2 separate regions of the Mus musculus genome follow, and region 2 is linked to region 1. Evidence: chromatin loops called from intact Hi-C (ENCODE). Cell type or tissue: heart. All regions are shown on one strand. Each heading gives the region's core, and the rest is flanking DNA. Links, peaks and the distances in the headings are about the cores only.

Region 1 (8,332 bases), core at 195-8,194:
CTGGTAAGGGCTCTGGCAGACTGAGTGCTAACAACTTGGCGACAAAACATCAAGAAGCCTGGCATGGCAGGGGATGGACCTTCCCACTTTATAAGCACAGACTGCTAATAAACATTGAGCCTTGAACAGGAAATCGCCTTGGCTTCATTATCTCTCTTGCCATCTAAGTCTTTTTCAGCCCCAGCCTGCCTCCCAGGTGTATCCAGTTCAAGTAGGCCAAGGGCCAGCATACAACAATCAGATCCCATTACAGATGGTTGTGAGCCACCTTGTGGTTACTGGGAATTGAACTCAGGACCTCTGGAAGAGCAGTCGGTGCTCATAACCACTGAGCCATCTCTCCAGCCCTCAGTGGAGCTCTTTTTCTTTTCCTCAAGTAAGTGGTTCTACACCTGTAATCTCAGCATTTGCAAGACCAAGGCTAGAGGATTGCTGATGGTTCCAGGCCCACTCAGCCTGCCAAGTAAGATCCTGTCTCAAAACAGTACAAAGCTGGACATGGTGGCCCATGCCTTTAGCCCCAGCACTAGGCGTCCTAAGTAGGCGAAGACCAGCATGGTTGAAATAGTGAGATCAAGGACTCAAAAAAACAAAACCAAAAGAAAGAAAGAAAGAAAGAAATCAAGAAACACACACACAAATTAAAAAAAGAATATTGTTTCCTTCCTACCAGGGAAGGGAGCTGGAGAAGAGTTCAGAGCTCATTCCGCACATGAATGACCCACTTCACACTCTTCCCAAGAGTAGAGCTCATTGTCAGACAAGATGAGAGCATCGTGGCTTATCCTTAACTAACAGGCATTTGGTTTTGCAAATGCCTTAAGATGAAAACAGGTGTACTCCCTTTGTTCTTTGGCCTGGAACAGGTCTCAAACTGCTGGGAGATTGCATTTGTCTGGAGGAAAGTCAAAGTCATACTGAGCAGGTTGGTGAACCCCTCTGTTCTTCCTCGGATACTGTTGTGCCCCGGATTACTCATTGTGATCACATTTCTTCCAGCTGTAACATCTGGAGAATCTTAGAAACCAAACAGGAAAGTTTTGCACAGATGACAAGTGAGTCTCAAAGCACTGTCCCTTCAGACAAACTGAATTCTTTTCTGCCTGAGGCTCACACAATGTCCCTGCCAAGAATGTCTGTCTGGAATATCTGCTAACCCATCGTCTCCCAGGCTCGTTTATTTTCATTTAGCACACAAGAGTTGTGAGCTATCATGTGGGTGCTGAGAATCAAACCTGGGTCCTCTCAAAAGGCAGCCAGTGCTCTTTACTGCTAAGCCAACTCTCTGGCTCTACTCGCTTCAATTTCCAGTACTCATGTCAGGTGTATCACAAGCACCTGCCACTCTAACTCCAGGGATCTGATGCCTGTGGTCTCCAGGGGCACAGACACTCGTGCACATTTTTATACACATGCATAATTAAAAATAACAAAGTAATTGTGGCTGGAGAGATGGCTCAACATTTAAAAGCACTGGCTACTCTTCCAGAGAACCAAGATTATATTTCTTTTTTTTTCTTTTTCCTTTTCTTTTCTTTTCTTTTTTTTTTTTTTCTTTTTTTTTTTTTTTAGTTTTTCCAGACAGGGTTTCTCTGTATAACCCTGGCTGTCCTGGAACTCACTTTGTAGACCAGGCTGGACTCGAACTCAGAAATCCGCCTGCCTCTGCCTCCTGAGTGCTGGGATTAAAGGCATGCGCCACCATGCCTGGCCAGGATTATATTTCTAGCACCTATGTGGCAGCTCACAGCAGAAGGATCTCTGAATGTAAAGCCAGCCTGGTCTACAGAGCAAGTTGTAGGATGGCCAGGAATACACAGAGAAGCCTTGTCTCAAAAAAAAAAAAAGTAAAAAAAAAGTAAAAAATATTAAAATAATCATAGTCTATTGTTGTTGAGACCAGGTGGTTTATGGATATACTAAATGAGCTGGCCCAATTCAGTCTAAATAGATTGGGTCTCAGGCTGGGGACAGAACACAGTAGTAGCTTGTCTGGCATGCCCGACAAAGTTCAATCCCCATATCAAAATAAAACAAAAGTAAAAAGACCCAGAGTCTCCATATCTTTTTATTATTCTTTCCTTCTACCTATTGATTTTCCTTTTGAGACAGATGTCCTGCAGTCCAGGCTGCCTCGAATTGCTGTGTGGTCGAGGTGAACTCCTTTTGAACCATCTGCCTCTACCTTCCTCATTTAGAGATCGCAGTAATATGTTACTGTATACATACAGCCCGCATAGCTAGACCCCTAGATTTCTCTGTGTAGCCTTCCTTAGCTGTCCTGGAACTCTCTCTGTAGATCAGGCTAACCTCTAACTCAGAGATCTTCCTTCCTCTTCCTGCAAGGGATTAAAGCTATAACCACTAGGCTAGCCTCCTGCCTACTACAAAGGCAAGAATTTAAGGCATACACCTCTCCCCCCTCTTTCTTTTCTTTCTCTCTCTTCCTTCCCTTTCTTTTCTTTTCTTTCTCTCTTTCTTTCTTCCTTTCTTTCTCCCTCCCTCTTTCTCCCTTCTTTTCTCTCTCTCCTCTCTCTCTCTCTCTCTCTCTCTCTCTCTCCTTTTTTTCCTCTCTTCTTCTGCTGAGACAGAGACTATCTGTGTAATCCTGTCTGTTTTGGAACTGGTTCTGTAGACCAGGCTGGTCTTGAACTCAGAGATCTGTCTGCTTCTGCCTCCCAAGTGCTGGAATTAAAGGTGTGTGTCATCACTGCCTGACTAAGTCTTTGACTTTCAATAGTGGATTAAAACATTTTTTAAAAATCTTTGATTTTCTCATACATTTCTACAAAACAAGAAAACATAGAGACTGAACTGACCCAACACAATGTTAGTAGGTCACTGGCCAAGAAAGATAAGATAGATCTACACATGGATAATCAGGATAATACGTTCTTTTTGTTACAGGTACAGCCTGAGCATTCTGTAATTCAGGCAGAAAAACAAAGGTTTCCCTTGAACTGGGCCGGACTGTTTAAATTTTCAATTGTCTAGCCAAGTAGGTTAAAGAGATCAAGTCTATTAGTAACTAGCAAATTAGTAATTAGCACTGAACCCCCATCAGTATAAGAAAATTCCCTTTCCATCTTGCTTAAACCAGCTGCACCTTACCTTATGGGTACAAATAGGGTTTGAACATAATTTTGTTTGTTGAGGGCTTATTGTTTACCAAGCAGACATTTTATATAATCTCTTTCTCTTTCCTGGGACAGGTTTCTCTGTGTAGCCCTGGCTGTCCTGGAGCTTGCTCTGTAAACTAGGCAGCCTGCATCTGCTTCCTGGGAACAAAGGCTTACACCACCACTAATTAACCTCTTAATTCCAACGTTGTGGATGTATCTAACCTAATAAGCTACACATAGACAATAGCCACATAATCACATTTTATTATGTGTGTTCTTTTGTTTTTGTTTTTTGGGTTTTTTTTTGTTTTTTTGGTTTTTCAAGACAGGGTTTCTCTGTATAGCCCTGGCTGTCCTGGAACTCACTTTGTAGACCAGGCTGGCCTCAAACTCAGAAATCTGCCTGCCTCTGCCTCCCGAGTGCTGGTTTATTATGTTTAAATGTATAATTTTTAACAAGATATAGCTCAGCTGTTTAGAGCAATTGTCTTTCCAGAGGATGTTGGTTTGATTTCCAGCACCTAGAATATGGATCATAACTATCTCTAACTCCAATTTCAGGGGACCCAATCCCATGTTCTGACCAGGCATGTATGTGCTACATATATACATACAGGTAAAACATCTATATATATATGAATGGTATATATGTATATATTTGAAATACATATTAATCAGGCATGGTGGGTGACTCTTGTCTATAATCCTTGAAATACCACCATTTGGGAGACCAAGGCAGGATGACTGCTGAGAGTTAGCGGTCACCATGTACTGCACAATAAGGCTAGGTTAGTCTGGGCTGGAGTTAAAGTGTTTTAAACATCTAAAAAAAAATTATTTATTTAATGTATGTGAGTACACTGTGCTGTCTTCAGACACCCCAGAAGAGGTCATTGGATCCCATTACAGATGGTTGTGAGCCACCGTGTGGTTGCGGGGAATTGAACTCAGGACCTCTGGAAGAGAAGTCAGTGCTCTTAACCACTGAGCCATCTCTCCAGCGCAACATCTATCTATTTATTTATTTTTTAAAGATATGCTAGTGATTAATCTTTATTTGAGTCGGCCTGTGGTGTCACGTGCCTTTACTCCCAGCACTCTGTGAGTTTGAGGCCAGTATGGTCTACAAAGCAAGTTCCAAAACAGGGAAGCCCTGTCTCAAAAAATCAAAAAACAACAAAACTCCATTACTTTTGCTTAATCTCCTGAGGTTAACATCTTTACTAAGAGGTGGATCAGGTAACTTCTCAACAAGGAAAACCTGATTTAGGTTTCTTATGCCAGAAAATAACTTTTCCTTTCCTATTTGCAAAACCGGTCCGATACTAGTAGCCTTTTGGGCTAGAACACCTCTAACATCCCGTTGGCGTTCAAGGAATGGTAGTTGTTTCCTGCAGAAGAGAGTTGGGAATGCAGAAAGCAGTCCACATTTGACTACATTGAAGTCTCGTGGCCTTCAGCCGAGGACGTTCTGGGTGTCTGGCTCAGCAGCTGGCGGTTGGCGTTTTCCCGCGCAGAGGGCAGGGCGGAGCGCCAGCCTCGCAACGTGGGAGCTAGACCCACTCTCCGCCAGAACTACACCTCCCAGCAGGAACCACGCTGGTTCGCTTGGCAGGTGGCACCCATTGGTACTAACTCGGAAGCTAGCCATAAGATGCTCGAATAAGTCAGAATCAGGAGTTGTACTTAGGAGCACGCTGAGAAAAGGCGGTCGTAGAGAGTGCCTTTGCCGCGCAGCACTCTGGGAGTTGTAGTTCGCCCTCAAAACGTCTAGAAGCCAGGCTTGCTTTGAGTGGCTGCACCATGTCACGTGACGAAAGAGCCGCACGCATCGAGCATCTTGCAGTGTTTCTGAGGTCATCATAGCGCGACCGCACGCTTTAATAGTGGGTTCTCTATAGGCGGCGGATAGTACGACCCTGAAATTCTGACCACAAGCAATGTCACCATCTCCGCCGCCTCCACATAGTTCCTCTCGCTCAGCTCCCAGAGCTGTGTTAGCCAGCCGGGTAACCCCGTTCAATCTTCAAGTACTGGCTCCACCCTCTCCCGTGACGTAGGGATCACGTGACGGGCAGGGCCGCCTCTGCCGCCGCCGCCGCTTTGTAAGAGGCACATTGGCAGGTAACGAGCGGCGGCGGCGGCGGGTCCCGAGTCCAACGAGAGCAGCAGCGGTAATTGTCACCCGGTCCCCTTCATCCTGCCTCCCAGGGCCCTGAACCTTGCAGTGTATGCTTTCTGGACCTGGGCTAAGGTCTTCTGAACTCCCAGCCCCCTTTGGGATGCCCCAGCGTCTACTCGGGTGGATCGGGCCGAGCTTCCCTCGCTGGCTTCATGTTTCCGTAGTGTGTCCAGGCCTGAGCACTCTCTTTCCTCTCCCGCTCAGGTTGCCCTGTGCTTCCTGCTCCACCCCCCACCCCCCATCCTAGTTGGCCGGCCCCACCCAGCCCCAGGGGGCGCCTTCCCCTCCCCCCCCTTTGGGTTTTTATCCTGGAGGGTGTGGTTTTCTCTCCCACCTCGGTCCCTGCACGTTGGCAGGAGCTCCTCCGCCACGCTGTCGCCCCATCCGGACCACCTTTCAGCTTTCTAGTCTGGCGCCTGTCCTGGGACTGGTCTTAGTGCCCAACTTCTGCGCTCTAGTCTCTCCCCACTTAATCTGAAGGCATAGTTCAATTTTACTACTTTTCATTACTGTGGTCTTTGGTGTTAGTTGAAACTCTGTGAGTTTCCTCTTCATGCCCTATTGAAGTCTGGTGGTGTCATAGTTTATTTATTCTTTAAGGTGAGGTAAGAGTGCTTGTGAACTGTAAAGCGTTGTTAGAAATTCAAACAAATTCTTTAGCCTGGTGCGTTCCAGCTCAGTTTTCCTAGTCAGCTCTCCCACCTTCCCCCCTGCATTTTCAGGTTTAGTTACCCAGGCATAGTCAGCTCTCCCACCTTCCCCCCTGCATTTTCAGGTTTAGTTACCCAGGCATGTCAACTGTCACCACTTAGGATTCGTGTTTTCTCTTTGGGTTGGTCTTGGAAGTCTTCCTGCAGTTTTTTGCTTTAACATAATCTCGTAGTTTACTACCACTAATACGCCTTTCTACTTTATTTCCAAGGTGCATAGTCTGCCTACTCTTTACTTTTCTCCAGCAATTGTGTACAGTAACAATTGGAGCTTTTAGGTGATTCTATGAGGTACCCAGAGATCATTTATTTGAAGAGCATGCCTTTTTTTGGGAGGGCGTTTTTGAGAGAGGGTTGCACTACCTAGCCAAGGCTGGCTTTTAACTTGAGAGCCTCTTGTCTCAGTCTCTCTAGCTCGCTCGCTCGCTCGATAGTTTTTACAGGGTTTCTTCATGTTACAACCTTGGCTGTCCCCCACTTGCTTTGTAGACCAGGCTGGCCTTGCACCCATAGAGATCCACCTGCATCAGCCTCCCAAGCACTGGGATTAAAGGCATGAGTCACCATGCACCTCTTGCTTCAGTCTTTCTATGCTGGGATTTCAGTTTGCATGGATTACAGTCAAACACTACTGTGCCTGGTTACAATGATCTCTCTCTCTCTCTCTCTTTCAGTGAATAGTGTTTATATTTATATCTTCTATTGTAAAGTTTTTAAGCTTTTTTTTTTCTTTTTTTTTCTCCTATTAATGGGCATGCTAATACGCCCTCTGAATTGTTTATTTTTGTTGTTGTTTAGTTTTTTTTTTTTTTAACCTCCCTTAAGTTTTTCAAGAAAGGATCTCTGTGTGGTCCTGACCGTCCTAGAACTTGCTCTGTAGACCAGGCTGGCCTTGAACTCAAGAGATTGTCTCTGCCTCCCGAGTGCCAGGCTTAAGGGCATGAGGTACCACCATCTGGTGCCTGTTCTTTTTTTAAGAGTTGGTTTTTCAAATAACCAACACTAAAACAGTAAATAAACCAACAGAGGGGAGGTGGCTATCATGCCTAAGTTCTCCTGTAGTGTAGCTTAGACATCGGGATGGTTCTTTGGTGTGCTCTTTACCTAGTTTAGGAGAGAAATTCTACTCTTTGGAGGTGGTCCAATATATCTTGTCTGCCTTCAGGGCCTTTTGGCTAGGGCCCTTTTCCAGTTGCTATGAGATTTGTCTTACTGGGCAAAGGTTTAGTTTCCCATTCTACACTTGATTGCTGTCATTATGTTCCTGCCTGATTTTTCCTACTTAGGGGTCATTTAAGTTCTGTAATTGATCCTCCCCTCACTCCCAGTGGGTGACCTTTATGTTTCCCACACTTCTGACCCCTCCCCCGTTTGTTTCCTTGCTGCCTCTGACTTTCAAAAACTAAACATTTCAGAGAGAGGGAGATTGTTTTGTTTGAAATATGGGTGGAAGTAGTAACATGGCAGAGATGAGGCCATGAGGAAGGATTGTGGTAATTGCTCTCGGGGCAGCTTCCAGCTGCTCTGCTTTCCTCTGGACTCTAAATGTGGATTGGTGAGCCAGGGTCTGCCGTGGGGAACTTCCTTTAGAACTGCTTTGTTTACTTCCCTTTCCAGGTGACTCAAGTACTCATCAGGGGTCTCTCTTAGTATTAGTTTGAGTAAATTTTATTGTTTTGGGAGAAATGATGGAAGAACATGGCTACAAGAGTGAATTTATTTCAATGAATGCACATTTGAGGTGAAGTTTTAGCCAAGATACATAGCTAGGCTGACCTCAAAATCCGCCTGCCCTGGTCTCCTGAGGGCTGGGAGGACAGGCATGTGGCACGCTCTTCTGGCCTCCTTTTAGGTTTGCTGTTTGTTTACCCTTAATGATATAAATGCATCTAGAAAGTAGAATCCCGACTTGCAGTATATAGACTGGTCTAAAGTGATTTTACTTTCCATTGTTAGCCTTGAAATTGTTTTAGTTTAAAACAGGGTCAGCCTGGGAGTGCAGCTTTGATGTGTTACTTTGTAGCCAGGTTGGTTTCTAACTCATTGAGTAGCCTCAAACTTGTTGCAGTCCGGGTCTCTATAAGTCCAAGTGCTGCCATGCTCATCTTCTGATAAGAGTTGTAGCTATTTTGTTTGTAAAATGGGGAGTGGAGATGAACTTGGAGTCAAAGGAAACTGTCACCAAAGAGCTTGAGGTAAAGTTTTACAAGTTTTGACCAAGAAATCCTTTCCTTTCCCTTTCTTTCTTTCTTTCTTTCTTTCTTTCTTTCTTTCTTTCTTTCTTTCTTTTTTCTTTTTTTAAAAATGTATATGAGTAC
Region 2 (8,332 bases), core at 325-8,324, 72 kb before region 1:
GTAATCTGGGAGGCCAGAGACATGACTCAGCGGTTAAGAGCAGTGGCTGATCTTCTATAGGACCCAGATTCAATTCCCAGAATGCACATGGCAGTTCACTAGTCTGTAACTCAAGTTCCAGTGGGCCAGACTCTCACACAGACACACAGACAAAACACCAATGTACATAAAAATAAAACTTAAAAACAAAACAAAAACAACTGTAATCTGAGCCGAATGTGATATCACATGCCACTAATCGCAGCACATGGGAGGCAGAGGCAGGCTGATCTCTGAATTCCAGGCCAGCCTAGTCTACAGAGTGAGTTCAAGACATAGGCCAAGGCTACACTTAGAAACCCTGTCTGTTTTTAAAAAAAAAAAAAAAAAAAAAGGAAGGAGGGGGAGGGTTGCTGGAGCACTGACTGCTCTTCCAAAGGTCCTGAGTTCAAATCCCAGCAACCATAAGGTGGCTCACAACCATCTATAATGAGATCTGATGCCTTTTTCTGGTGTATCTGAAGACAGCTGCAGTGTACTTACATATAACAAATAAATCTTTAAAAAAAAAATTAAGGCCAGCCTTGAATACATAATCAGTCAGACCTTGTCTCAAAACAAACCATCAATAAAAGCTTTTATATGTTTTAAGTAAGTATTTGGAGCCAGACAATGTTCCAGGGACAGCCAGGGCTACACAGAGAAACCCCTGCTTCAAAAAAAAAAAAAAAAGCATTTAATACAGAAATAGAGAAACATGTTTCTTAAAATTACCAGGACCCTGGACTAATGTCAGTCGAAACACTAGCTGTTCTGGAGCTGGGCAGATGGCTCGACAGTTTAAGGAACTGGCAGCTTCTCCAGAGAACCTGGGTTTAATTCCCATCACCCACATGGCAGCACATACCTATCTGTATGTCTGTAGCTTCAATGCCAGGAGGTGTGGCAGCTTCACAGACGTACATGCAGGCACATCAATGCACATAAAATAAAAATGAATAAATCTTAAAAAAAAAAAAAAACAGCCAGGCGTGGTGGCGCATGCCTTTAATCCCAGCACTCGGGAGGCAGAAGCAGGCAGATTTCTGAGTTCGAGCCCAGCCTGGTCTACCAAGTGAGTTCCAGGACAGCCAGGGCTATACAGAGAAACCCTGTCTCGAAAAAACAAAAAAAAAAACAAAAAAAACAAATACACACTGGCTGCCTTTCTAGGAGACCCAGGCTCAATTCCTAGCACCCATTTGGGAGGCTAACAACTGTCTGTTCCAGAAGATCTGATGTCCTCTTCTGGCTTCTATAGGTACCAGGCATGACTATGATACACAGACCTATATACAGGTAAAAGACCCATAAATATAAAATCAAACTACATCTTTAAAAAGGAAGACTAGGGGGCTGGAGAGATGGCTCAGCGGTTAAGAGCATTGACTGCTCTTCCGAAGGTCCTGAGTTCAAATCTCAGCAAAAAAAAAAAAAAAAAAAGGGAAGACTAGCCGGGCATGGTGGCGCACGCCTTTGATCCCAGCACTCAGGAAGCAGAGGCAGGCAGATTTCTTAGTTCAAGGCCAGCCTGGTCTACAGAGTGAGTTCCAGGACAGCCAGGGCTATACAGAGAAACCCTAGAAACAAAAACCAAAACAAACAATAAAAAGTAAGACTATCAGACTTCAGGCACTGAATTCATGTGTACATGCACCTCAGACACACACATCTACATATAATTAAAACCAAAGAAAAAGAAAGGCCTACTATCAGTGTTACTATTGGCTCAGCAGGTAAAGGGAGGGGAGGGGAGGGGAGGGGAGGTGCTGGAGAGATAGCTCAAAGTTTGAGAGTACTATCTCCTCTTCCAAGGACCCAAGTTCAAGTCCTAGCACCCACACATCAGCTTACAACTATGTTAGGTTCCGGGACACCCTCTTCTATGCACAGACATGCAGGCAAGACACTCGTACACATGTAAGTAAATTAACTAAAAAAATAAAACTAAAGGAAAAAAGGAAGCAAAAACACATAAAACATCATGATAAAGTAGAGTTTTAAATACAAAGAAAAGTTTAAAGTAAAATTTGAGGAAGTTTTATATTCAGATACTTTAACTTTTATAAATTAATACTTTTTCCACAATGAGCAGGTTAGTTATCTCCTAGGCAGCGGCAAGGACATTTACTAGAAAAACACTAATTCTCCTGCTCCCATAATTAAGTCTCAGTAACTGAAAGACACAGTAGGCTTTCAATAAGTTACAGAATAGAATGAACTAGAGACAAAAACTTACAAAATTTCACTTAAAATGTTAGGTAATTCTTTTCTTACTTTTGTGTTCTTTGCATTAATACAGAAACGTTCAGTTTAACTAAGCATGGATATTAACTAGAAAGAGCAATTTTTATAAGCCAGTGGGTAGTACATTCCTTTTGTCCCAGCACTTGGGAGGCAGAGGCAGGCAGGTAGTTCTCTGAGAGTTCAAAGCCAGCGTAGTCTACAAAACAAACTCCAGGATTGCCAGAGCTACACAGAGAAACCTGTCTCCAAATTTACAAAAAAAAAAAAGGGGGGGGCTGAGCTTACTGACCAAAAAAAGAAAAAGAAACGCTTTTAGATTTATTTCATATATCTGAGTGTTTTGCCTGCATGATGTATGTATATATACCACATCCCTGCCTATTAGCAGAGGAGCATCAAAAGGTGGCACTGGAGTTATGGATGACTGTGAGATATCATGTGGGAACTGAGAGTTGAACTTGGTTGGGTCCTCTGCAAGAATGAGTGCTCTGAATTGTTTAACCTTCTCTCCTCGCCCCTAGAAGACCTATTTATCAATGAAAACGAAATGCCTTGTTATACCATCAAATTAAAAAAAAAAAATTCAGGTAACACACACCATGTTTATTCAAATTCCCAAATACTAACAATTACAACTGAGAAGACAAAACACTTTATCCATGAAAATGTGAACAGAATTTGAGTTTACAACACTCTATGATGTCTGTCTAAAAAGTATCAAAATCTCACTCCAGTTCAATACAAAATTGTTTTAAATAATTATATTTCTAAGTCTCAACTCAAAAAACACGAGGCAACAACACAAAGGTGAGGGATCGCTGGTCAAGAGAAATGCTTAGCCTCAAAAGAAAGACACGGGGTTGTTTCTGAGACCCAGGGGTATAGTCCAGGTAATCGCCCAGAAAATTAAAAAAGGAAGAAAAATCTAGAGAAGACCACAGTGATGAGACAGTTAGAGAAGACCACACAATGCCAAAGATATCCCCCAAAGCAGTCACCCCCTGGTCTGATTTCTCTCCCTCATCTCTCGCTCAGATAACTAAATCCTCACATCCCAAGCTCACCCTCAACTCCCCAGCGCGCTACCTTCTTTACTAAATCGGGGTTCCTCTCCTGGACCGGCTCTAGCTCCCACTGAGAGAAATCTTTCCCTCAAGCTCGAGATTTCCACTGAGCCTGTCTTCTGAGCGAATTAGTCCCCTTAATCCGAACTCATTTGCCCGCATCCCGTCCGCCCTCCGCCCCTTCAACTCCGGTCCCGTCACTCTGACCCTTCGCCCAGAATCCGCCCCGAGTCGTCGGTCGTCGTCCGGCTCTTCCTCCCTCCCGCTCCTTTACTCCAGATCCTTTCATCCCTCCAGGCTCCTGGGCGCCCGGTCCCCATCTTCCCTCCTCCCGGTCGCCCCGTACCGGCCCCTTCCCCCAACTCCGCCCCTCTCCCCCTCCCCCAGAGACAGGCCCCCTCACCTGAATGCCGCTGCTGTCCCGAAAGCTGAAAGGTGCTGGCGCCGCCCGGCCTCCCGGGCTCAGTCTCCGCTGGGCTCCCGCTGCCCCTAGGGAGAGCAAACACCACCTCTTCCAACTCTACCCGCCCCGAGCCAGACCGTCACCGTAGCCACCACCAGTACCACAGCCGCCATGTTGAAGGCCTACTTCCCTCCTCCTTCCCCTCGACGCTCCGCCCCTTTAGGCGTCTGACATCATGGCGCCGCACCCCACCCGCCCCGACCAATGGGAGGAGCCGACAGTGACGTAACTAAATCCCTCTTCCAGAGCTGAAGGGTTCCTGCAACCGGGAGCTTCCTTACTGAAGGATCCCTGCGGACCCTAAGGGGAAGAAGAAAGGAGGGGTCACTGAGAGGGTAAGACTCGGGATAAGAGGCGCGGCCAAGGCGAGGACACGCCCAAAGCCTTAGCCGCGAATCCTCTTTGGAAATTAGAAACCCTCTCAGACTCGTAGACCAGTCTCATACTCTTTGGTCTCACTTTCTCCATTTATTTTGAGGTTTTGTTGTTTTTCAGAACAGGTCTCATATATCCTAGACCCAAGTTTATAAATAAATTGGTTAAACAGTAACTATAAATGTCTCTTCAATTTTAATATCCAGTGCATTCAAAGTCGAAACACAATCCAAGCCTTCACTGCTTTCTGTGTATTGGATATAGGCTCATGGAGAATTTATAATTTGATTAAATTAATATTTTTCTCTAAAATTTCATGATCAATGGAAGAAATAAGATCAGAGAGAGTTGACTCTAGTAAAACTCAAAGAGTATTACTGGTATGGAAAGTGCTTAGAGATCAAACCCAGGGCCTCCTAGACAAGCATCCTTAGCTGACATAAAGTGCTTTGGAGAAAACACAATGCACTGCCCTGTCTACTTTTCCAGCCTGTTTTGTCTCCAGATTTTATGTAGCAGACAAGATGGTATTTGAGCTTTGAAAAATGAGGAGGCTCTAACTCTGGGTGCAACATTGTGGGGAGGGGGTCACGGTGAGCAAGGAACAGCAAACTGTCAATTTTTGGTTATCTGTATTTAGTTAACAGATCTGTGGAAAGGCCAGTGAGCAAAGCAGAACTCTGGAGAATGAAAGTGGCCATAATAAGTGGGTGGCTCACACGGGGGGGGGGGGGGGGGGGGAACCTCTACACTAAAGTGAAAGCAGTGAACGTTAGGGAGTAGGAGTGAACTTGGGCAGCTTCAGGAGAGACTTCACTACAACATGCAATACAGAAAGGAAATGGTCAGATTTTCCAGCTCTCTCTCTCTCTCTCTCTCTCTCTCTCTCTCTCTCTCTGTCTGTCTCTCACGTACACGCACACATGCATGCCTGTGGGAGTCTGTGTGATTGTCTGTCTCTCCGTCTGTGTGTGTGTGTGTGTGTGTGTGTGTGTGTGTGTGTGTTTGACTCTCTTGTTTGAAGCAGGGTCTTGTGTAATCTAGACTGGTCCTAAACTTGCAATATTTAATACTGGCTGTCCTGGAACTCACAGAGATCGGCCCATCTCTGCCTCCAGAGTGCTGGGATCAAGAGTTACAGCACTGTATCTGGTTTAAACTAGGCTCTTACCAATCTCTTATTAAGAGAAACTGCAATTTCCTGGAGCACAAGAGAAGAACAAATATCTATAATCCCAGCATTTGAGAGGCTAAGACAGGAGGCTCCAGTTATTCTCAGCTGCATACTGAGACATCAAAACCAGCCTGAGCTACATGAAACACTACTCCTTCCATAAAAATAAATAAAATAGGGCTGATAGTACAACTCAGTGATAGAGCCCATGTTTGGCCAAAAGACATAAGTTCAACTGGCCAAACTGGCCTTAAAATGCTGGCAAAATAACTAATTAATTAGTCAGGCAGTGGTGGCACATGCCTTTATTCACATCACTTGGGAGGCAGAGGCAGGTGGATTTCTGAGTTCGAGGCCAGCCTGGTCTACAGAGTGAGTTCCAGGACAGCCAGGGCTACACAGAGAAACAAGAACAAAAACAACAACAACAACAACAACAAAAACTAATTAATTAAACAATAACTTTCTAGACAGGTGTGGAGAGAATATTAGCTTGGGAATCAGAAACGAGGTAAGATGCACATATGTAATATATTGGTGCTCTTAAACACATAGACTTTAACTCACTCAATAAATACAGAACTTTTTGTAGATCAAATACTCCTAGTACTGGGATACAGATGATGCATGGGTGCAAAAGCACTCAGAAAGTTGAACCAAGACACAAGAGAACCAAGACAATGTCTTTAACCTCAGCACTTGGGAGACAGAAGCAGGTGGACCTCTGTGAGGTTGAGGCCAGCCTGATCCACACAATGAGCTCAGGGCCAGCCAAGGCCACAAAAGAAAGAAAGAAAAAAAGTCAAGTTGAAGCTAGAAGATTGTGAGTTCCAGGCCAGCCTGCCTGGGCTATAGAGTGAGACCCTGCCTTTACAAAGAAGTAAACAAGGGCTGGAGAGATGGTTCCCTGGTTAAGGAAGTTCTCTTGCAGAGAACCCAGGTTCACTTCTCAGTACCCAGAGGGGAACTGGTTCTGGTTCTGGTGTGACTCAGGCCTTAGCACCTTTAATCCAACTGGCTGGAATACAGACACACCCTTAGTACAGAAATCCCAAGCAATGAAGGTAAAGTTTGTTTATGGAAGGAAGCAGCCATGTTTGAAAGTGAAGTCTAAATGAGTGGCAGACAAAGGGACAAATCAGAGGAAGATCTAATCAAATAGGATTCATTCATCTCTCATAAGAAGAGAGAGGAAAGAGAACTACATAAGAGGAAGTGCAGAGAGAGAGGGAAGAAGGAGAGAGGGGCAGTTTTATCCGGAGAGCTTTTCGGGGACAGGATGAAGGGAGAATAAGCCAGTCACAGGTGAAGACAGAATGAGCCAGAGAAGAGCAAGGCACCAGAAGATTAGAACATTCTGCCAAAGTTCATGTGAGGCCAAGCAGGGAAATGAGAAGCCAGACTGAAAATCAGACAGCTTGGAGAGGAGTTTGAGCCAGAATCAGCCAGCCAGAGTTTGGAAAGAACTAGAAAGGGTGAGCTTGCTCAGCAGTAAGTCTCAGAGGCTAAAAACATTCCAGGTCTAGATTAGATTGTCCAGAGGCAGACAGAGACAGTAAGCCTCTGAGACAACAATTACATCAGGTGAGTAAAAGATACTATTACACACAAACATGCACATAATTAAAAACTAATAATAATAAATCTTTAAAAAAAAGATGCATGATGCACATACTTTGGCGGGACATATACTGAAATTGGAATGATACAGAAATTAGCATGGTTCTTGGGCAAGGATGTCAGGCATATTCATAAAGCACTCTTTCCAATAATTTTTCATTAATACAAATACTGTTCAGGGGCTGGAGAAATGACTGAACCATTAATAACATTGCTTGGCTGCTCTTCAGAAGACCCAAGTTAGGTTCCCAAAATCCACATCCACCTATAATCCAGATCCAGGGAATTTAACACCCTCTTCCTGTTTGTCTCCATGGACAACGACACATGCATGGTGTACATACAGACAAGTAAACATACATACATACACATAAATAAAAACAAGTTTTAAAAATTTAATTGTTGGGCTGGAGAGATGGCTCAGCGGTTAAGAGCACTGACTGCTCTTCCAGAGGTCCTGAGTTCAATTCCCAGCAACTACATGGTGGCTGACAGCATCTGTAATGGGATCTTATGCCCTCTTCTGGTGTGTCTGAAGACAATGACAGTGTACTCATAAATAAAATAAATCGTTTTTTAAAAAAGAACTTTATAGCCGGGTGGTGGTGGCGTATGCCTTTAATCCTAGCACTTGGGAGGGAGAGGCAGGTGGATTTCTGAGCTCGAAGCCAGCCTGGTCTACAAAGTGAGTTCCAGGACAGCCTGGGCTATACAGAGAAACCCTGTCTCAGAAAAAAAAAAAAAGAACTTTATACATATATATATACATATTTGTGTAAATATGTTATATATGTACACACACAGACACACACATATATATACATATTTGTGACAGTTTTGCTATATATTTAATGATACATAGTGTCTTTAAACTCACTAGGTAGCCTAGACTGGCTTTAAATTCTCAAATTCTGAACTCTGAGATGAAGGTGTGTACTTCTATACTCTGCCAACAATCCATGCTGATCCTTAAGCCCAGACCTCCATAGGCTGGCTGACTTTGGAGCCTTTGGTGTGTACTACACTCTCCACAGGATTGACTCAATGTATAGGAAATTATATTAACTACAATTTCTCAGATGGGTGTGGTGGTGCACATATAATCCTGACATTCCAGAACAAATGTAAGGGTACCTGGACTATATAATGAGTTGAAGGTGCACACATTTGTGTGTATGTGTGTGTGTGTGTGTGTTATACATACACACAATTTGGCATGTATGTGGGTCCATTGAAGGCTTATCCCAGGAATGCACTTGTCTCTGCTTTCTAAGAGAGTGATAGGCAGTACAGGGAGATGTCATCTCTCCCTGACTTTCATGGCTCTTTCGTGGAGTCTGGGGATCCTTGTGTTTGTGCATCGAGGGTTTT

Evidence for each region. Peaks named below come from ENCODE experiments on the same cell type or tissue, not always from the same donor. Only the 100,000 strongest peaks of a DNase experiment are listed, where the experiment ranks them.
Region 2: it touches region 1 in a loop (3-fold over the local background); 3 of 42 quality-filtered maps call a loop at or near these places.

The regions. Positions count from the first base shown.
Region 1 is chr4:41,272,004-41,280,335 of GRCm38, reverse strand. It overlaps Ubap2 (ubiquitin-associated protein 2), which reads left to right and starts at 5,201. Exons shown (of 29, transcript NM_026872.1): 1 at 5,201-5,296. In heart, for the core only: no CTCF peak of the experiment used is centred there; a DNase peak (open chromatin) is centred at 4,935; H3K4me3 peaks cover 3,449 bases; H3K27ac peaks cover 2,012 bases.
Region 2 is chr4:41,344,632-41,352,963 of GRCm38, reverse strand. Ubap1 (ubiquitin-associated protein 1) reads right to left here and starts at 3,968. Exons shown (of 7, transcript NM_023305.3): 1 at 3,733-3,968. It overlaps Gm26084 (a small nuclear RNA gene), which reads left to right and starts at 7,013; the gene lies at 7,013-7,118. In heart, for the core only: no CTCF peak of the experiment used is centred there; a DNase peak (open chromatin) is centred at 3,933; H3K4me3 peaks cover 2,219 bases; H3K27ac peaks cover 2,170 bases.